Linked DNA regions of Homo sapiens: all the other regions are linked to region 2. A link is an interaction called in ENCODE POLR2A ChIA-PET data of the cell type or tissue named here. Cell type or tissue: PC-9. All regions are shown on one strand. Links, peaks and the distances in the headings refer to the core of each region. The heading gives the core; the rest is flanking DNA. Region 1 overlaps TMPO (thymopoietin). Region 2 has its middle 99 kb from the start of TRD-GTC1-1. Region 3 has its middle 33 kb from the start of DEPDC4.

What was found. Peaks named below come from ENCODE experiments on the same cell type or tissue, not always from the same donor. Only the 100,000 strongest peaks of a DNase experiment are listed, where the experiment ranks them.
Region 1: POLR2A ChIA-PET joins it to region 2 with 7 read pairs; 11 of 35 experiments call an interaction of 5 or more read pairs at or near these places.
Region 3: POLR2A ChIA-PET joins it to region 2 with 6 read pairs; 1 of 35 experiments calls an interaction of 5 or more read pairs at or near these places.

The regions. Positions count from the first base shown.
Region 1 is chr12:98,519,392-98,525,489 of GRCh38, reverse strand. The region is part of intron 1 of TMPO (thymopoietin); the gene reads right to left. Among named protein-coding and RNA genes, the nearest start is that of TMPO-AS1, 6.2 kb to the right of the region's middle. In PC-9, for the core only: no CTCF peak of the experiment used is centred there; no DNase peak of the experiment used is centred there.
Region 2 is chr12:98,400,641-98,408,323 of GRCh38, reverse strand. No RefSeq gene overlaps it. Among named protein-coding and RNA genes, the nearest start is that of TRD-GTC1-1, 99 kb to the left of the region's middle. RefSeq lists a silencer at 6,716-6,775. In PC-9, for the core only: no CTCF peak of the experiment used is centred there; a DNase peak (open chromatin) is centred at 6,073; H3K27ac peaks cover 1,938 bases.
Region 3 is chr12:100,230,287-100,238,638 of GRCh38, reverse strand. It overlaps a transcript of DEPDC4 not described here. Among named protein-coding and RNA genes, the nearest start is that of DEPDC4, 33 kb to the left of the region's middle. In PC-9, for the core only: CTCF peaks have their summits at 3,551 and 3,750 (motif pointing left); DNase peaks (open chromatin) are centred at 3,808 and 4,218; H3K4me3 peaks cover 712 bases; H3K27ac peaks cover 1,941 bases.

The sequences.
Region 1 (6,098 bases), core at 873-4,872, 120 kb before region 2:
GGATTACGGGCGTGAGCCATGGAACCTGGCCTGAAATACTTCAAATAAAGCAAGATATGAGAAATTCTTTTTAAAAAGCTGCTAATGGCTAATCATTCTATAATCAGAAGCCAAAAAACCTTCACCAAAAAAATAGCTGCTCATAAGAACAATTATGTCAACTTACGAGAAATCTTAAATAGACGGCTGTGGAGAGTTACAGTGAGAGTACTTTTAGCAGGCTTTAATTCACATACATTGCACTGACCTAGAACTGTCAGGCTCATATCTGGAAGCAACCCACACCATAATATCCAAATAGTTGCCTAGGGTCTAAGAGTTCTAAGACTTATTTCTTTCAAGAAAAGATTTAATCAAACAAACTTAATCCTATGTTACTGACTTACTCAAATTTTCCAAAAAGTGCAGTCAGGTAGTACAGAAAAACTAAATAATGCTTAAAATAAAAATAAAACATGGAAAAACAATCAATCAGGTTCAAATTATTTGTACATAATCCCCACTACCACGAGAATGTTCAAATTTACTATCAATAAAACATCCAGGAAATTCCAACTTTTCAAACCCGCCTGAGAGGTTTTCAAGAAATCTCTTTGGGCCAGGTGCAGTGGCTCATGCCTGTAATCCCAGCACTTTGGGAGACCAAGGTGGGTGGATCACTTGAAGTCAGGAGTTCGAGACCAGCATGGCCAACACGGTGAAACCCCGTCTCTTTTAAAAATGCAAAAATTAGCCGGGTGTGGTGGCACATGCCTGTAATCCCAGCTACCTGGGAAGCTGAGGCAGGAGAATTGCTTGAATCTGGGAGGCGGAGGTTGCAGTGAGTCGACATCATGCCACTGCCCTCCAGCCTGGGCGATAGAGCAAGACTCTGTCTCAAAAAAAATCTTAACTCTTTTTTTTTTTTCTTTTTCAAGGTGGAGTCTCTTAACTCTCTCGCCCAGGCTGGAGTGCAGTAGCGCCATCTTGCCTTGCTGCAACCTTCTGCCTCCCAGGTTCAAGCAACTCTCCTGCCTCAGCCTCCTGAGTATCTGGGACTACAGGTGCATGCCACCACGCCCAGCTAATTTTTGTACTTTCAGTAGAGACAGGGTTTCACCATTTTGGCCAGGCTAGTCTCAAACTCCTGAGCTCGTGATTTGCCCACCTCAGCCTTCCAAAGTGCTGGGATTACAGGCGTGAGCCACAGCACCCAGCCCAAAATCTTAACTCTTGTTACCTCTATTTGGAAAGGTCTTACCCATTTCTGATTCTTCACCTTGGGCCAGATAATCTGTTTGTAATTGTGTAGCCCAGGTGATCTGGATGCAGCATTGAGGCAAGCAACAGAAAGCAGACGCACTATCATCCTCATATTCTTATTCCAAGCATCTAAACATTTCTAAAAAGACTGATACAGGAATAGCCCCCTGATAAATGTTTTGTCAAATCTGGGGAAGGAAAAAGTAATTTATTTTTGAAAATCCATTTCTTATTAGAAATAACAGGCCTATCAAATCTAAGTAAAAACCAATTCTCGGCAGTGGCTCATGTCTGTAATTCTAGCACTTTGGGAGGCCGAGGAGGGAGGATCTCCCGTTGAGGTCAGGAGTTTGAGACCAGCCTGGCCAACACGGTGAAACCCCATCTCTACTAAAAATACAAAAATTAGCCAGGTGTGATGGCACACGCCTATAGTCCTAGCTACTCGGCAGGCTGAGGCTGGAGAATCACTTGAATTGGGGAGGCGGAGATTGCAGCGAGCCAAGATTGCGCCACTGCACTCCAGCCTGGGTGATAAGGCCAGACTTCGCCTAAAGAAAAAAAAGAAAGAAAGAAAATCAATTATATTTCCTTCAAACATAATGAAAAACATCAGCTGAACAAAGATATCTTAAATAAGTGACCAACAAATCTACATAAGGTAAGTCAGATAAATTAAAACCAAAAACGTGATTTTTTTTTTTTTGAGATGGAGTCTCACTCTGTTGCCCAGGCTAGAGTGCAGTGGCATGCCCTCCATCTCCCAGGTTCAAGAGATTCTCCTGCCTCAGCCTCCCAAGCAGCTGAAATTACAAGCGCGCAACACCATACCCGACTAACTAATTTTTGTATTTTTAGAAGAGACAGGATTTCACCATGTTGGCCAGGCTGGTCTCGAATTCCTGACCTCAGGTGATCCACCTGCCTCGGCCTCCCAAAGTGCTGGGATTACAGGTGTGAGCCACTGCACACAGTCAAACATGTGGTTTTTAATCTGTCAGGAAAAAAGTTCCAGAAAAGTGATGTCATTTTATAAATCTCAGATTTAATAAGGATAAAAAATTAGGAGACAGTGTGCTGTACATGATTAGCAGTTTCAGTCAGGAAAAAGGAAGCATCAGTTGCATTAAATTCTGCCTCCAGAAAGCTTTGTTCCTTTAAGTAGATCACTTAAGAGTTTCACTCAAAAATAGTACCTACTATGCTACCCGATGATCTCTAACGTATTTTTCAACTTCAAAACCCAACAGCTCTATGATATCACCGATGAGCTTCTCTAATTCCTTTAATCTCTACCTCTAGTATAAAGATGTTGAACCATAACAATATATTCTAGTGGGCACTTATTATGTATTACGTACTGAGTTGTGTTCCAAGTGTCTTTGCATTAACTTACAGAGTCCTAAAAATCTATGGAATAAAATGCTAATATCCCCATCTGACAACTCAGAAAACTGAGGTTCAAGCATGCTCTTCACTAACTCAGGAAATCTGCATGCTATGATATACATGTCACTTTCACTTATCTACCTTATTCGTTTCCCAAAATTATATTTTAGTAACATTGCACTATATTGCCCTGACATTAAAGACAAAAATTCAGAAATCATTTAATGGCTATTAATTACTAAGCACTAGACACTTCACATATGCAATGGCATGTACTCCTCAATCTGATTAAGTAGCTATTAGGTTATTCCTCTATTTCAGGTGAAAATAGAGGATCTTAGATTAAGACACTGTTCAGTGTCATATGAATAAGTGGCAGACCTGGAATTTGAATCTATAACTCTATTATTCACAAGTCTGTAAACTTAACACCTTATTATACAGTGGTGGTAAATTTGTGATTTAATTAACATTTCCTATTGGTAGCATGCTTTTATGTTCTTTTCCAGGTCTTCAAATATTTCCTATTGAGAATTCATAATTTGGCCAGGAGCAGCAGCTCACACCTACAATCCCAACGCTTTGGGAGGCCTAAGCAGGAGGATCCCTTGAGGCCAGGAATTCAAGACCAGCCTGGTCAACATAGTGAGACTATCTCTATAAAAATTTTAAAAATCAGCTAGGCATGGTGGCACACACCTGTAGTCCCAGCTATTCCAGAGGCTTGAGCCCAGGAGTTTGAGGCTGCAGTGAGCTATGATCATACCACTGCACTACAGTCTGAGGGACAGAGCGAGACCCTATCTCTTAAAAAAACAAACAAACACACAGACAGGCGTGGTGGCTCACGCCTGTAATCCCAGTACTTTAGGAGGCTAAGGGGGGCAGATCACAAAGTCAGGAAGGAGTTTGAGACCGGCCTGACCAACATGGTGAAACTGTCTCTACTAAAAATAAAAAAATTAGCTGGGCATGGTGGTGCACGCTTGTAATCCCAGCTCCTCAGGAGGCTGAGGCAGGAGAATCACTTGAACCCGGGAGGTGGAGGTTGCAGTGAGCCGAGATCGCGCCACTGCACTCCAGCCTGGATGACAGCGCAAGACTCCTTCTCAAACACACACTCATAATTCACCAGAACAGATCATTCAAGAATATTATGCTCCACTAGATCCAAATAGCTACACCTTCAGGCTCTGCCTCTTAAAACAAAAAGGCAGACTGCCAACTCTGTAAATGTTTATTTTTGTGTCCACAATCTAGGTAGTTTCAACACCTAAAAATATTGGTAGCAAGATACATAAAATAAAAAGCTTAGAAATAAGAAAACAAAATAAAAACAAAACTTTTAACATGCAAAGTTTTGTCACATTATACCAAGTGAATCCAAGAGACTATGGTAGAAGCTGAAATGAAACAATTTCTTATTTAATTAAAAATGTTCCCCATAGGCTGGGCACGGTGGCTCACGTCTGTAATCCCAGCACTCTGGGAGGCTGAGGCGGGAGGATCAGAAGATCAGGAGATCCAGACCATCCTGGCTAACACAGTGAAACTCCGTCTCTACTAAAAATACAAAAAAATTAGCCGGGGGTGGTGGCAGGTGCCACCACGTAGCCCCAGCTAATCGGGAGGCTGAGGCAGGAGAATGGCGTGAACCCAGGAGGCAGAGCTTGCAGTGAGTGGAGATCACGCCACTGCAGTCCAGCCTGGGTGACAGAGCGACACTCCGTCTCAAAAAAAAAAAAAAAAAAAAAAAAATTCCTCATAAACCCATGATTAAATAGAAGGTATATGCATGCAAATAGTTAATCTTGGCCAAATCCACATTAATGCTTGATTTGTCTTAAAATGTTAAAAATCTCCCTTATCTGCAACTCTCAAACATAATTTGGCTTTCTCCTATAATATAAATAAATATTCTTTTATTCCTTTTTACCACTCCATTATGCAGAAGATTATAAATATTCTTTAAGAAATATGACCTGGAGGCCGGGAGCGGTGGCTCATGCCTGTAATTCCAGAACTCTGGGAGGCCGAGGCGGGCAGATCACCAGATCAGGAGATAGAGACCATCCTGGCTAACAGTCTTTACTAAAAATACATAAAATTAGCCAGGCGTGGTGGCGGGCACCTGTAGTCTCAGCTAGGCAGAGCTTGCAGGGAGCCGAGATTGCACCACTGCACTCCAGCTGGGATGACAGACTGAGACTCCGTTTCAAAAAAAAAAAGGAAAAAAGAAATAAGACCTGGTATTGGCCGGGTGAGGTGGCTCACTCCTGTAATTCCAGCACTTTGGGAGGCCGAGGCAGGTGGATCACGAGGTCAGGAGTTCGAGACCAGCCTGACCAACATGGTGAAACCTTGTCTCTACTAAAAATACAAAAATTAACCAGGAGTAGTGGTGTGTGCCTGTAAGTAATACCAGCTACTCAGGAGGCTGAGGTAGGAGAATTGCTTGAATTTGGGAGGCAGAGGTTGCAGTGAGCCGAGATCATGCCACTGCACTCCAGCCTGGGTGACAGAGTGAGACTCCATCTCTCACACACACAGAAGGAAGGAAGGAAGGAAGGAAGGAAGGAAGGAAGGGAAAAATATGGTTGGCCGGGCGCGGTGGCTCATGCCTGTAATCCCAGCACTTTGGGAGGCTCAGGCGGGTGGATCAACTGAGGTCAGGAGTTTGAGACCAGCCTGGCCAAGATGGTGAAACCCCGTCTCCACTAAAAATACAAAAATTAGCCGGGCGCAGTGGTGGGCACCTGTAATCCCAGCTACTTGGGAGGCTGAGGCAGGAGAATCGCTTGAACCCGGGAGGCAGAGGTTGCAGTGAGCTGACATCACGCCACTGCACTCTAGGCTGCGTGACAGAGCAAGACTCCATCTCAAAAAAAGAAAAAGAAAAAAAGAAAGAAAGAAAAAAAAAGAAATATGACCTGGTATTATTTTTATATGGGGCTAAAAATGACCAAAACGTAAAATATAGTACATATAAGAGGAATTGACATGAATAATTTTACACATAAATTATTATAAATTTCTTTTCCTGTAAACTTAAAATTATTTTTTCCTATGGCTGATAAAAACATCGAACAGACTCCTAATTATAACTCACTTGTACTTAACGTACTTTAAAACAGAAAATGACGCTGACTACCAATATTTTTCTTCAAGTTGTTGGCATGGCTATTAAGCTCAGTCAAGGGTAAACACCTCTTGAGTTTTAAATACTCCAGGTAGAAGACATTTAAACCTGTAATTATGAAGTAAGTTTTCTTTATATGGATGAAATAATTAAATGAAACGTAAAGAGCTTAATTACCATGCCAATAGACCTACTAGGTACTCTAAAAAACATGACTTCTGGGCTGGGTGCCGTCGCTCATCCTTGCATTCCCAGCACTTTGGAAAGCCCAGGGGGACAGATCACCTGAGGTCAGGTGTTCCAGACCAGCCTGGCCAACATGGCGAAA
Region 2 (7,683 bases), core at 3,684-7,683:
TGTCTGCTTAGGGAAACAGAAACACAAATTGGTCCTTAAAATACATTGTGGTAGGTACCATGATGAACATATCAAAGTCACGGTGTGTGTGTGTAGGTGTGTATGCATAAACAATAGCATTGACTTTAGCTTGGGTGGTTAGGTCAGGCATCACAGAGGAGATCCCTTTCACTTGGGTCTTTAAGGGCAACAGGAGTTTGCTTTTTGACTCTGGGAAAATAATTCATCCTCACTCATTCCACAAATAATTTTGAGAACCAATCAATAGGGATTATTATTTAATTTTCTGAAGACTCAGGTTTTTCATCTGTAAAAGTGGCAATGATGCATTTTTTTTTGAGAGAGCATCTCCCTCTGTTGTTTACACTAGAGTGCAGTGGCGTGATCACGGCTTATTGCAGCCTTGACTTCCCAGGCTCAAGCAGATCCTCCTACCTCAGTCTCCTGAGTCACTGGGACTACAGGCATGAGCTACCATGCCCAGCAAATTTTTATTTTTTTTGTAGAGATAAGGTATCTGTATGTTGCCCAGGCTGGTCTTGAACTCCTGGGCTCAAGCAATCCTCCCATATTGGCCTCCCAAAGTGCTTGGATTACAGGTGTGAGCCACTGCGCCACCAGGCAATGATGGAGTTTTCCCTGCCTACTTCACAGGGCTTGTGGTGGTTTGGTATCGGAACTCATCATCATCCTTTCCAACCTCCATAGGGCACCTTCCAGAACAACAGAAACTGGAAAGGTAGGCATTGCATTTCCAAGACTCTCTTGCAGCTAGGGTTACAACCATGATTTAGATTTCTCCTAGTTCCAATAACTCATCATATGAAAGATGGACTTTAGGTGGAAGCCATCTTCTTGTTGCTTTGCTGGTTTGACTGTTTGGGCTGGTGAGCCTGGTCACAGAGGCATTTTCCCCCTGCAGCAATGTTCCAGTGCTTACTACCTAGTTCTGAGGGTGCTGAGAGGGATCTGCAGCACCAATGACTTCCTGATCCTTGTTTTGCAAGCTCAGTGGTATGTCCTTGAATTCAATAGTTCCAGGAGTGGCCTCTCCGTGGACCCTTGTAACTGATTCTGGCAAAGTGGGGGCCAGTTCAACAGTGTTGTTTAGGTGGTCATTCCTGGAGGCCCAGTTTAGAACCCATTCTTCTAGCCCTCCAACAATTTTGTAAGAGATGAATTTTTTTGGGCCGGGTGCGGTGGCTCACGCCTTTAATCCCAGCACTTTGGGAGGCTGGGGCAGGCAGATCATGAGGTCAGGAGATTGAGACCATCCTGGCTAACACGGTGAAACCCTGTCTCTACTAAAAATACAAAAAATTAGCCAGGCGTGGTGGCAGGTGCCTGTGGTCCCAGCTGCTCAGGAGGCTGAGGCAGGAGAATGGCGTGAACCCGGGAGGCGGAGCTTGCAGTGAGCCGAGATCGCACCACTGCACTCCAGCCTGGGTGATAGAGCGAGACTCCATCTCAAAAAAAAAAATAAAAATAAAAATAAATAAATAAAAAAAGATGAATTTTTTGGATTAAAATTTTTCTGATTAAAATAACTGGAGTGCTGTCTTCAGTCTCCTTTTACTGAAGTCTAACTCATAAAAGGCTAGTGTGCTGTACCAGTGAGGCAATAAGTGTAGAAGCACTGTTCATTCATAATTTATTCAATAGATACTTTTTGAGTATCTACTATGACCAGATACCGAGCTCAGCGCTTGGAAATACAACAGTGAATAAGAGAATACAGTCCTTGAATCATGGAGCTTATGCCCTAGGGGAGGAAGCAAACAGGAAATAAGTGAAAAACACTTAAGATAATTACAGATGGTGACAAATGTTATGAAGAACATATAAAAGGGATTGAGCTAGAGGATACAAGGCAGTGGGAGGAGGAGAACTTAGAGAAATCGGAATAGATGTCTCTGAAGAAGTGACAACTAAAGAAGCAGTTATATGAATGTGTGTGCGCGTATGTCCATGCACGTGCACGTGTGCACAAATTCATGTGCATAGCCAGGGTAGCAAGAATACTCCAAGCAGAGGGAACAGCATACGCAAAGGCTCAAGGTTATTGTATAAACAGCGATATTGCTGGCTTGAAGGTGAAAACTTCCTAAACTGGGTGGGTAAGCTCAAGGCGACATTGTAAAGCCTGTGGTTTATTGTTAGTATTTCCTGTTGGCCCTTTCAGCTCATTCTCTTACCTAAACAGCTCCTTCCACAACACTTCTGGAAACTTCTGCTGCCCATTCAATAAACTCATTCACTCAACACATATTTATGGAGCACTTGCCATGTCTCAGAGTGGTGCTGTGCACTGAGAATAGATATATACATAACAAAGACATAGTCTCTGCCCTTGAAGAACTTACAGGCTCCATCTGGGCCTGCCAATCTGCAGGTTTTAGACACTTTACTTCCTTTCTGTCCTTATTAAAGTGACTAGTCCTGTGTCCCAACCTCAGAACTCAGCTGACCTGCTAGCCAGGTTTCTAAAAATACACTGGCAATTTAATTCCACTCCATACTCCTCTTAGCATATGGTGGTTGTCAAATGAACATGGCATGCAGAAGGGAATGCAATTGCAAGCCCAGGAAAAGACTTGGCAGGGGGACCTTATTTTGGTGAATTTACCGGAGTCCAAGATTTAGTCCGCAGCCTTGTAGTCTCAGAGACCTGACTGGCCAAGGGTACCTGAGAGCAGATTCATCTTTCTTGGATGGGCACATGAACCAAGTCCACAGAGAGTCATCAGTGAAACCAGAAAGACTCTTCTTAATCTCCATCAAGAACTATTAATGTCAAGCAAACTGGCCACTGGACTTTAGGTGTGTCTTGACCCAGAACATTCTTTCCCTAAAGGCACGCTACAGGGGAAGGCACAGAAGACATTGCTTGGTAAACTTGGAATCAGTACCAGGGTGTGAGTACTGTGCTTAATGACACGGTTTCTGCTTTGTGCTCTTCCTTGCCAGAAAAATGCTTGCTCTAGGGCTCCTTGGGCAGTGGCTCAGTGGCATCTGCCTCAGTGGCTCCCCTTTTCCATACTCCTGGGGTCAGTCAATCCCACTTCCGAGTCACAGTTTTCTGGATGTGTCAACAAAGGGATGCACTTATATGCTATCCTTGCCATCATTCACCCCTTGTGTGCATGGCAGACATTACTAATCAATTGTAGCTCTCTTTCCTGCTAGACTCAGAAGAAGTCTCAAAAATCCTTCTCTATGCAGCACTCCAGGGAACCAGTCATTTGACTGGAATTGGCATGTTGAATGTAAAAGACTTGTCTCCTTGGGTCATAAGTTTGGTTAGAGTCTATCCTTGCTTATGATGACTTACATACCGATGTTCCTTTTTATTCCCAGAGGGCAAGTCCAAATTCTTGTTGGGGAGCATGACTGCCCTTCATGTACCACTTCCATGAGATAATTACCATTTTACTAAGACCTTCAATGTTTTCATTTATTCATTCTGTGAATATCTATGGGGAGCTATTCAGTGCCAGGTTCTGGGTCTTACTGATGAACACTGCTGTCCTGAGGCTTAGGGTTGAGAGGCCAGAACCTAGGAATGGTTCTTAAGATAGAAACTTGAAGCAGACCCACTGCAGAGCCCATACTGGGTTCCAGTGCTCCCCCAGAAGCAGGCACCTGTTTTCCTCAAGGTACGGGTTGTCCTTTGAAACTCTGGCATCCAAACCCATTACAGATGAGTTCCTTTCAGATTATAAGTTTTATTTTCTCCTTTGAGTTGTGTCCCCAGGGGGCCCATTCTTATTTACAAAACTATGCAATGGTGCCTGAACTTGGTTCCTGGAACACAAGGCTTTTAACGAAGTGACAATCACATGTCCCCTTGCCGTCCAAAGAAAACCACAGAAGGAAAGGTGTTTAAATATTCTCCCAATATCCCAATAAATGTCTGTTATAATGTATTAAAATAAGGAGAGGAAGCAATAAGTTCACTCCACAAGTCAAAAAGTAGTAGGACAAACAAACAAACAATATCCCTTAGGAGGAAGTGAATAACCTAGAAGGAACAGAGCCTGTTGAAAGGGGAGGACCAGCTGAGTGGGTTAAAAATAGCAGGAAAGCGAGCACTGCTGCCGAGCCTCCTTTTCCTGCCTCCTCCCTGTGGATGAGACAATATGTTAAGGCTAATGGGTTAGGGAAAGTTACTGCACAGGCAACTCTGTCTGCCATCCGCTCTGAGTCCCCACTGTGTAGTTCCTGCTTCCTGTGCTGGGGAGAGGCCAGCACTTCGCCTGTGTCCTGTGGTGTTCTTCTGTTGACAGGTGACGTGGGGCTCAGATATTTGCAGCTGGGGGCCTCTCTACCAGTTTCTTCCTCTCACTTCCTTCCAGAAAAGTTTGTCCTTGGAAATGATGGGTATTTAGAAGTGGCCTACTTTCATGTCAAGGAAGAAAGTAAGAGAGAGAGAGAGAGAGAGGAGAACGGAGGTAAAGGAAAAGCAGAAAGAGGCATTATAACAGAATATTAAGGGCTTGGGTCAAGGGGTCCGACCTGGGTTCAAATTCTGAATTTGCCATTTACTAGCTTTGAGTTGCTGGACATGCTATTTAACCTCCCCAAGCTTCAGTTTCTTCCTTTATAAAATGGAGATAATTATTGGTCACAAGGAGTTGTAAATGAGATGAAAGCAAAAAGCCTGGGAGGCAGCAAGGACTCAAAACTGGTGTCTATCACAATCATGATGTCATGCTGGTGCTGTTGCTATTGATAATGGTGACACTGACAACCACCTCTTGGGGCTTTGGTTTTGTTATTAATGAGTGACTTGGACCAGGCAGTCCATGAAATCCCTTCTGAGAGTCCACACTTTCATGTTGAAGAGCAACAAGACATGGTAGGTTTAAAATAAAAGACAAGCATGATTGACATTTGAATAGTACATCAGGCTTGCGAGTCACTTTTCTATACATTTTCATTAGAACCCCATAGCAATTCAGTGACTAGTGGTAATGACTCCAGTTTACAGACAAGGAAACTGAGGGTCAGAAAAGTCAAGTGATCGACTTGACTTGATCAACTCAAGGTCATGAGGTTACAAAATGGTGGAATCAAGACCCATCTGTCCAACACGATACCAGAGTGCATTTAAGGTTCCCTGAACTGGCATTCACATCTATACCACTGTGTTTCTGCTCATCCTCTTTCCTCGGCCTAGAACATTCTCCCCATCAAAATGTCCCTTCCCAAATTCTATCAGTGCCTCTTCTAGGCTTTGAGAGCATGTACTGTGTACACGCTGCTATCACTGCATTTCATCCCCTATGGCTGTCCCCTTCACTGCACGGGGCAGCCCTGTAAGACAGAACCCAGTTTGTATTTATCTTTCCATTCCTAGTTCCTGTCACATCATCTGACGTGTAATAGGTTATCCATAAATTTTCAACCAGTGAAATGTGTATAAATGATGCACATTGCCCATCAGCCTGGCTGGGCACAGAGATATATTTGATGTGGTATAAAAATATTGGGAAATCAATCCATTTTTGAGATGGCCTACATGAATCATCATTAAAAAAATAAGACCTCAGTCTTTGAAACTTGTATAACATTTTTTTTTGAAACCCATTAAAAATGACAATCCCCCTTCTTGGAAATTTTGGTTAGTCACTGTTTTCAAGGTGGCATTCAGAACTAAAATTACATCTGAAGGGCTAAATTAGATGAATATCATTCAATTCCAGGTAGACCACAAACAGAGACCAACACAAAATGATGTGTTGTGAGTGATGCGTTTGATGGAGACCTTACTTCTTTAAGGTCTGTTTTTATTTCTTTCTCATCCTGGGCTTATGGATCATTTATTTTATCCCCCGAAGGCTCAGTCTGATGGTTGTTTTAGAGTACTCTGATAAGATTTTAAATGTCACAGCTCTGTGGAGGAGGAGGCGATTCAAGGTTAATGAGAACCCAGACCACACTGAGTGTAAATCCAGCCTTTGGATTGACAGCCATGGGTGACAGAGACTGGAAATGCCTGTGCACAAATAATGGATGCAGTTTGACCTTTACCTGTTGAAGCAAATGAGCTGACTCATTCTGAGCTAGATAGAACTCTGCTGGGATTAAAGTTTCAGGAAGATCAGCTGGTGATTAAGTTGTGATGGTCAGAGCCAAAGAATCCGAGAGCCAGAAGGGACCTTGAGGGATCTCTTGTGTGTGTGTGTGTATATATATATATGTGTGTGTGTGTGTGTGTTTGTGTGTGTATTACATGTGCATATGCATATATATATTTGTGTATATATAATACATATATGTGTATGTATGTGTATTGCCATCTCATCCCCTCTATGCTTAAGGCATTTAAGCATAGAAGGATTTGCAGAGATATACTCAAGGGATTTGTGAAACCCATGAAATTGTGTGCAAAATGTAGTGTGCATATGTACAATTTTCACCATCTTCTCAAAATAGGTCCCTGTATGGTGGATCGTTTCTTCCCCATTCTTTTTTTTTTTTCTGTTTTCTTTTTTTCTTCCCCATTCTTTATTTACTGTTGAGGAGAAGGAATTTTTATTTTACTCCCCAGAAGCATACAGCATGGGAACATTCCCTCGGCCACCTGGCTCACTCCTCCCGGGGGGCCATTTCTCTGGTTAGGGAAGGAAGTGAGAGTGCTTGGGTCAAGGGGTCTTGCTTCTAAGTGCCTGCTTGGCTCCTCTCCAGCTGCATGGGTGTGTGATCTGTGTGGCTGCACAGGGCACTGTGTTCAGAAGGGCCTCATGCTTGGTTTAATGCCCTGCTGTTGCCCTTTTGAAATTATTAACAACTTTTGGACAAGGGGCCCCACGTCTTCATTTGGCACTGGTCCTTGAAAATTGTGCGGCCAGTTCTGCCTGAGAGGGCATATTGTCATCTGCTCTCCAATAAGGGGAAGGCTCTGCCCTTGCGAGGGGAGGCCTGACGTTTTGGAGGAGTAAATTTCAATTTACAAGGGATGCTTTAGGAAGCCCCTTTGACTATAGAACCAAGGTTTGCTCTCCCCCTAGCTCCATTGGCATGGTGGGTGTTTGAGAGGCAGCATTGCATGGTGGTTATAAGTGTGGGCCACTACTGGGTACAAATCCCAGTTCTGCCACCTTCTAGGTGTACGACCTTGGGCAAATGATTCAACTTCATGTGCCTCAGTTTCCTATCCTGTAAAGCTTGGGTAACACTATTAAATGACTTAACATATCTAAGTACTCATGGTTCCTAGAACATAATGTTATTAATAATAGCTATTATAATTTTATCACCAGGACTCCTGTACCTTACTTATTACTTGATTTGGAATTCAGAAGGGGAAGACAGGGAGTGACTTATGGGGCTCTCTAAAACCTCAGCAGACCCTATGTCTTGAAACAGAGTAAGAACTGCTGTTAGTTTATTTATTTATTTTTTTGAGACAGGTTCTTGCTCTGTCGCCCAGGCTGGAGTGCAGTGGTGCGATCTTGGCTCATTGCAGCCTCTGCCTCCTGGGTTCAAGCGATTCTCCTGCCTCAGCCTTCCAAGTAGCTGGGACTACAGGCATGAGTGACTATGCCCAGCTACACTGTTAGGTGTTTAAAGAAGAGTCTCTCCCTGCCCTCAAGGAGCTTGTAAATTCATAATCTAAAAACTGACACTCTGGGGTAACAGGGGATAAGAACTTTATAAGAGTTAAAAATTAAATCCTTT
Region 3 (8,352 bases), core at 2,334-6,333, 1.8 Mb before region 2:
TGGTGGGTGCCTATAGTCCCAGCTGCTCAGGAGGCTAAGGTAGGAGGATCACTTGAGCCCAGGAGCAGAGGTTGCAGTGAGCTGAGATTATGCCACTGCACACCAGCCTGGGCAAAAAAAAAAAAAAAAAGCACTAAGCTAGATGACTTTTAAGTTCTTCCTACTTAAAAAAAAAGAAAGGCTGGGTGTGGTGGCTCACACCTGTAATCCCAGCACTTTGGTAGGCCAAGGCAGGCAGATGACCTGAGATCAGGAGTTCGAGACCAGCCTGGCCAACATGGTGAAACCCCGTCTCTACTAAAAATACAAAAAATTAGCCGGGAGTGTTGGTGCATGCCATCTACTTGGGAGGCTGAGGCAGGAGAATTGCTTGAACCCGGGAGGCAGATGTTGCCGAGATGGTGCCATCGCACTCCAGCCTGGGTGATGGAGCGAGACTCTGTCAAAAAAAAAAAAAGCAACCCAATTATATGACACTGGAAGATAAAACTGCCCTAATCTGCATATTTTTTTTTTTTAAGTTGGGGAGGAAGTTAGTATACTTCCAGTGGAAGACCTGAGAGGGTACCTGAAGAGATACCGGGAAAATATTGGAAACATGCCACCAAGCCCTCTTCGATAGAAGTCTCCTTATTTGGAAAGTTGCCATTTTAATGTTCAGTGTGAATCAGGTAGGGATTTGCTAGTCATCACTATGAATGGTGGATACTTTGACAAATGCTTTAAGGATATTACCATGTTGTTGCGTCTGCTGTTCAGAAAATTATAACCTTAGACAAATATCTTTGCACTGAGCCTCAGTTTTTTAAAAATCTCTAAAATAAAAATACACATGCACAGATTTGTATTTTTAAGATCGAGCTATTCCTTTAATAGTTTAAGGTTGAAACAAAGAAATAAAAAATGAAATAAATTAAAAAAAATTTTTTAAGATTGGGCCAGATAATACCAAAGGTACCTTCCAACTCTTCGATGGATAACAGTCATCTGTCCATCTGTAAATAGTGGGTTCGTGAGGGAGAATCTGTGATGTGGTAACAGGAATATGGGCTCTGAAGTCTACAATTCAATGCAATTTCCATTAAAATACTACCATCATTCTTTACAGAACTAGAAAAAATAAAAATCCTAGGCTAGGTGCAGTGGCTCACACCTGTAATCCCAGCACTTTGGGAGGCCAAGGTGGGTGGATCACCTGAGGTCAGGAGTTCGAGTCCAGCCTGGCCAACATGGTGAAAACCCATCTCTACTAAAAATACAAAAATTAGCTGGGTGTGGTGGCACACGCCTGTAGTCCCAGCTACTTGGGAGGCTGAGGCAGGAGAATCACTTGAACTTGGGAGGTGGAGGTTGCGGTGAGCCGAGATCACGCCACTGCACTCCAGCCTGGCTGGCAACAGAACGAGACTCTGTTTCAAAAAAAAAAAAAAAGAAAAAGAAAATCCTAAAATTCATATGGAAAGAAAAAAGAGCCTGCATAGCCAAAGCAAGACTAAGCAAAAAGAACAAATCTGGAGGCATCACAGTACCTGATTTTAAACTATACTATAAGGCCATAGTCACCAAAACAGCATGGTACTAGTATAAAAATAGGCACATAGACCAATGGAACAGAATAGAGAACCCAGAAATAAACCCAAATACGTATAGCCAACTGATCTTCGACAAAGCAAACAAAAACAGAAAGTGGGGAAAGGACACCCTCTTCAACAAATGGTGCTAGGATAATTGGCAAGCCACATGTAGGAGAATGAAACTGGATTCCTCATCTCTCACCTTATACAAAAATCAACTCAAGATGGATCAAGGACTTAAATCTAAGAACTGAAACTTTGAAAATTCTAGAAGATAACATGGGAAAAACTCTTCTAGACATTGGCTTATGCAAAGATTTCATGACCAAGAACCCAAAAGCAAATACAATAAAAACAAAGATAAATAGGTGGGACTTAATTAAACAAAAGCGCTTTTGCACAGCAAAAGGAACAGTCTGCACAGTAAACAGAGAACCCATAGAGTGGGAGAAAATCTTTATACATCTGACAAAGTGCTAATATCCAGAATCTACAAGGAACTCAAACAAATCAGTAAGAAAAAAACAATCCCATCAAAAAGTGGGCTAAGGACATGAATAGAAAATTCTCAAAAGAAGATATACAAATGACCAACAAACATATGAAAAAATGCTCAACATCACTAGTAATTAGGGAAATATAAATCAAAACCACAATGCAATACTACCTTACTCCCACAGAATGGTCATAATAGAAAAATAAAAAAAAAATAGATGTTGGCATGGATGTGGTGAACAAGGAACACTTCTACATTACTGGTGGGAATGTAAACTAGTACAGCCACTATGGAAAACGGTGTGGAGATTCCTTAAAGAACTAAAAGTAGAACTATCATTTGATTTAGCAATCCCACTACTGGGTATCTACCCAGAGGAAAAGAAGTCATTATACCAAAAAGATACTTGCTCACACATGTTTATAGCACCACAATTCACAATTGCAAAAATACGGAACCAGCCCAAATGCCCATCAATCAACAAGTGGATAAACAAAGTGTGGTATATGCATACAATGGAATACTATGCAGCCATAAAAAGGAATGAATTAAGGGCATTCGCAGCAACCTGGATGGGATTGGAGACCATTATTCTATGTGAAGTAACTGAGGAATGGGAAACCAAACATCGTATGTTCTCCTTCATAAGTGGGAGCTAAGCTATGAGAATGCAAAGGCCTAAGAGTGATACAGTGGGCCAGGCATGGTGGCTCATGCCTGTAATCCCAACACTCTGGGAAGCTGAGGCAGGTGGATCACCTAAGGTCAGGAGTTCAAGACCAGCCTAGCCAACATGGTGAAACCCGTCTCTACTAAAAATACAAAAATTAGCCAGGCGCAGTGGCGGGCACCTGTAATCCCAGCTACTTGGGAGGCTGAGATAGGACAATTGCCTGAACACAGGAGATGGAGGCTGTAGTGAGCCGGGATCATGCCACTGCACTCCGGCCTGGGTGACAGAGCAAGACTCCATCTTGGGGGAAAAAAAAAAAAGAATGATACAGTGGAGTTTGGGGACTTGGGGGTGAAAGGGTGGGAAAGGGGTAAGGGATAAAAGGCTACAAATTGGGTTCAGTGTATACTGCTGGGGGGATGGGTGCCCCAAAATCTCACAAATCACCACTAAAAAGCTTATTCATGTAACCAAATACCACCTGTTCCCCAAAAACCTATGGAAATGAAGAATTTTTAAAAAGAGAATAAAAAAAAAAAAAAAACCTTAAAAGAAAAAAAGAATATGGGCTCTGGAATCATAGACCTGGATTTACGATTTGACCTGTTTGGGTTAAAAGGGAAAATACTATCAGATGAGTATTCTAGATTAGGATAAAATATAGTTTAGAAATAGAATTACCAGAAGTCAGAGTTGTTAAGCATACTTTAAATATCTTATTTTGTTATCATTTAAATTGAGTATTTCCTACAACATTCTCTAATGGAGCTTATTTTTATCAACGTGTACATATATATGTATATGTATGTGTATATACATATATATATATACACACACATACATCCATACTACTACTCAATGAAACTTGTAAACAGTGAAACGTTTGTAAACAATGAAACTTGTTTACAAAGAAACTGACTTCTACTGAATAGTTTTTGAAGGTTCTGAGGCATTAATTTCCAAAGGGAAATTTCTAACCAAGCATTGCCATGCCACCTAGTGACAGCTTCATAAAGCACAGTTATTAGGCTTAAAAAGAATTAAGTTCCCAAGGGTATCATCATTCAATGTTAGGCTAAACAGTTTGGAGGGACTTACGTGTAAAGCATTTTTTTCTCTGTATAAATAAATCCAGCTTCAATTACTGGAAAGCTTTGCTCCTGATAGAATATTCAGTAAATTTCCATGACCATTAACGGTCTGATTCATAACACTTGAGACTGTTTAAACTTCTTAGATTATTCGGTCTCTACGAGATGACAAAGATTGTTTGCTTGACCAAACTTTAGTCAGGCTCCTGAATCTTCTTCTAGTCCCATCTGTGCTCTTCCTTGTAAAATCCCATTTTAGCAAAGAACCCTGCTGTGTCAGTTTAGCAAGAAGCCCCCACCGTCAATATCTGATCATACTCAATATCCAATCAGGTTCCTCATCCTTCATCATTCCCCAAAGGTTATGTGTCATCATCCTGGCCAGTCTTCAGCGAGAATCCTGTTAGGTCAGTTCAGCCAGAATCTCCCTTACCCTTGAGGTTTTTCTCTGAGTAATTTTCCATTCATTGACCCCTGACCTGCTTCTTGGCTATAAATTCCCACCACTTGGCCATGCCGTACCCAGATTTGAGGCTAGTATCTCTCTCTGACTGCAAAATCCCATAGCAGTGGTCCCTGTACCTATTTTGATGGTCCTGAATAAAATCATCTTTTAACAAGTATCATTGAACAATTTTTTTTGTTGACAGGTACTATCCACATAAATAAAAGTTTGGTTTTTTGTTTGTTTGTTTCTGGAGACAGGGTCTAACTCTGTCACTCAGGCTGAAGTGCAGTGGTGTAATCATGGCTCACCACAGCCTCAACCTCCTGGGTTCAAGTGATTCTCCCACCTCAGCCTCCTGAGTAGCTGGGACTACAGGCACATGCCACCAAGCCCAGCTAGCTTTTTTTTAAGAGACAGGGTTTCGCCATGTAGCCCAAGCTCATAAAAGATTTTCTAACTCCAAAAAAAATTTTTTTTTGAGACAAAACGTTTTTCTTCTTATATAACTTTTATACATAAAGAATTCAAGACTGAAATCTGTTATTGAGATCTTTTTCCTGGAAATCTTTCCTTCCGGTACACTCTACAAGTAGATTGCAAGTGCTTCTATTTGCTGATTCCTTGCATGCTAAAAAGATTTTTGGAACACAAAAACCAAAAAAGTTGGGGCTGAAGCCTCATCTCTGATGCTTAGCAACCCTATAACCAATGATGCTACCTAATAATTCATTCATGAGTATAATCATTCAGCTTTTCAGCTATGCCAGGTATGATGTAGGAGACATAAAGTGGATGTCATAGTCCCACCCTTGGAAAAGTAACTCTAATACAAAGAACATAAACATGACATTAACAACGTAGTAATGTATAGAGGTATGAAGACAGAACTCTATACAACTATTTTATTATGGCATCTGAAAGAGAAGCAGTATTTAAAGTTGGTCGTGAAATCTGAATGGGAGTTAGAATTTGTAACAGCATCTCTGGAAGAGGGACGAGAATGTTTAAAGGGACTGGGTTGCCGAGAACATTTTATACATATTTCCATCTTTCAGGGGGCTGTATGCATATGCATACATGAAAATTATATATATGTATGTATATAGGAGTGGCAGCTTGGGTTAGAAAGATGAGGAGTTGAGAGTAAATTTAACTTTGATATGTTTAGGGTGAGATACTTGTGAACATCTAAATTGAAGGTGTGGTAAAGCATAAACTTCAAAATTAGACCCACCTGTGTTTGACTCGCAAGTCCACTACCTAATGTGACCTTGAACAGTTTACTCGTTGTTTTGAACCTAGGTTTTCTCATTTGCAAAATGGAGCTAGTATACAATTGTTGCAGTTAGGATTAAATGATATGTACATACATTGCCTGTCACAGGTTACACTATTTTAATAAGTGCTATCCTCTCACCCGCCAGGCCTGTTTCTTTTTTTGTGTTTGTTTTGTTTTGTTTTGTTTTGTTTTTGAGATGGAGTTTCCCTCTTGTTGCCCAGGCTGGAGTGCAATGGCGCGATCTCGGCTCACCACAACCTCCTGCCTCCCAGGTTCAAGCGATTGTTCTGCCTCAGACTCCCAAGTAGCTGGGATTACAGGCATGCGCCACCACGCCTGGCTAATTTTGTATTTTTAGTAGAGATGGGGTTTCTCCAAGTTGGTCAGGCTGGTCTCAAACTCCCGACCTCAGGTGATCCGCCCACCTTGGCCTCCCAAAGTGCTGGGATTACAGGCGTGAGCCACCGTGCCCAGCCTTAGGCCAGTGTTTCTCAAAGTGGCCCAAGGTCTACCTGCACCAGAATCACCTGGAGTGCTTGTTACACAATGACGCCTTTCCATACCTAATAAATTAATTTACTGAGATGGAGCTTGAAACTCTGAAATTTAACCGTCACATTGGAGTTGTGAGGTATATAAATTATGTTAATTAACCCATATACAAAGATTTTTTTTTTTTTTTGAGACGGAGTCTTGCTCTGTCGCCCAGGCTGGAGTGCAGTGGCGCGAACGTGGCTCACTGCAACCTCCACATCCTGGGTTCAAGCTATTCTCTAGTCTCAGCCTCCCTAGTAGCTGGGATTACAGTTGCGTGCCACCATACCTGGCTAATTTTTGCATTGTTTTTTAGTAGAGACAGGGTTTCACCATGTTGGCCAGGCTGGTCTCAAACTCCTGACCTCAGGTGATCTGCCTGCCTTGGCCTCCCAGAGTGCTGGGATTACAGGCGTGAGCAACTGCACCTGGCAAAGACTTCTAATTACACAACTGTTCACTGACTCAAGTTTCTATTAGCATTTTCCTTTAGGCTAAAAATATGAAACCACTTAACCTTTTGTCAGAAAGAATATGATACTTCGAAAGTTAAAAATGAATATATGAGACATTTTCCTAATAATTCTTTTTTTTTTTCTGAGGCAGGATCTCTCTCTGACACCCATGCTGGAGTGCAGTTGTGTGATCTCAGCTCACTGCAACCTCTGCCTCTCAGGTTCAAGCGACTCTCCCGCCTCAGCCTCCTGAGTAGCTGGTACTACAAGCGTGACCCACCACACCTGCCTAAATTTTGTATTTTTAGTAGCAATAGGGTTTCACCATTTTCCTAATTCTTAAAGTGCAAGTTCAGAGTAAAACTAGGTGCTTTAAAGATGGCTCAAGGATGCTAAATACTAACCATTAAATTAGCAACAAAAAGTTAATAAAACATTAAAATTGACAAAGATATTTTGATAAAGTTATTCCTTTGTTTTATTTGTTGTGTGTTTTATTGTAAGATTGTCACTAGGGGCCAGACATGGTGGCTCACACCTGTAATACCAGCACTTTGGGAGTCTGAGGCAGGCAGATTGCTCGAGCCCAGGAGTTGGAGACCAGCCTGGGCAACATGGCAAAACCCCATCTCTACAAAAAATTTGCCAGGCGTGGTGGTGGACACCTGTAGTCCCATCTACCCAGAAGGCTAAGGTGGGAAGATCACTTGCTGTGAGGAGTGATTGAGCCACTGCACTCTAGCCTGGATGACAGAATGTGACCCTGACACACACACACACACACACACACACACACACACACACACACACACACACACTCTAAAAAAATTTGCCGGGCACAGTGGCTCACACCGGTAATTACAGCACTTTGGGAGGCCAAGGCGGCTGGATCACTTGAGGTCAAGAATTCGAGACCAGCCTGGCCAACATGGTGAATCCCCGACTCTAATAAAAATACAAAAAAATTAGCCAGGTGTGGCGGGCGCCTGTATTCCCGTCTACTGGGGAGGCTAAAGCAGGCAGGTAGGATTGCTTGAACCCAGGAGGCAGAGGTTCCAGTGAGCGGAGATCGCACCACTGCGCTCCACTCTGGGCAACAGAGCGAGACTCATTCTCAAAAAAAAAAAAAGATTGTCACTAGAAACTATTTTAAGTTAGTTTAGGGCTTATACTTCAGAATAAAAGGGGTATAACTAGCAATTCAACTATTTTGAAGGCCGGGTGCCGTGGCTCACACCTGTAATCCCAGCACTTTGGGAGGCCGAGGTGGGCGGATCACCTGAGGTCGGGAGTTCGAGACCAGCCTGACCAACGTGGTGAAACCCCGTCTTGACTAAAAATACAAAAATTAGCCGGGCATGGTGACGCGTGCCTGTGATCTCAGTTACTCAGAAGGCTGAGGCAGGAGAATCACTTGAATCCAGGAGGCGGAGGTTGCAGTGAGCCAAGGTCGTGCCATTGCACTGCAGCCTGGGCAACAAGAGCGAAACTCTATCTCAAAAAAAAATTGAATAAATATATATTTAAATATATATTGAAAATGTGAGTGAACACAATTTGAAAAATGTTTTGTGTTAATAAGATACACAAATTATAAAATTACACAATTCAGTATTTCAATTGCTAACTCTTTAGTGCTTCTATAATTATTCAAATTAATTTTCCTGATTTATTTTTTTCCTACTGTGTTTTTGTTTGTTTTTTAGAGACAAGGTCTTGCTCTGTCACACATGCTGGAGTGCAGTGGTATGATCATAGCTCACTACAGCCTCTAACTCCTGGGCTCAAGTGCTCCTCCTGCC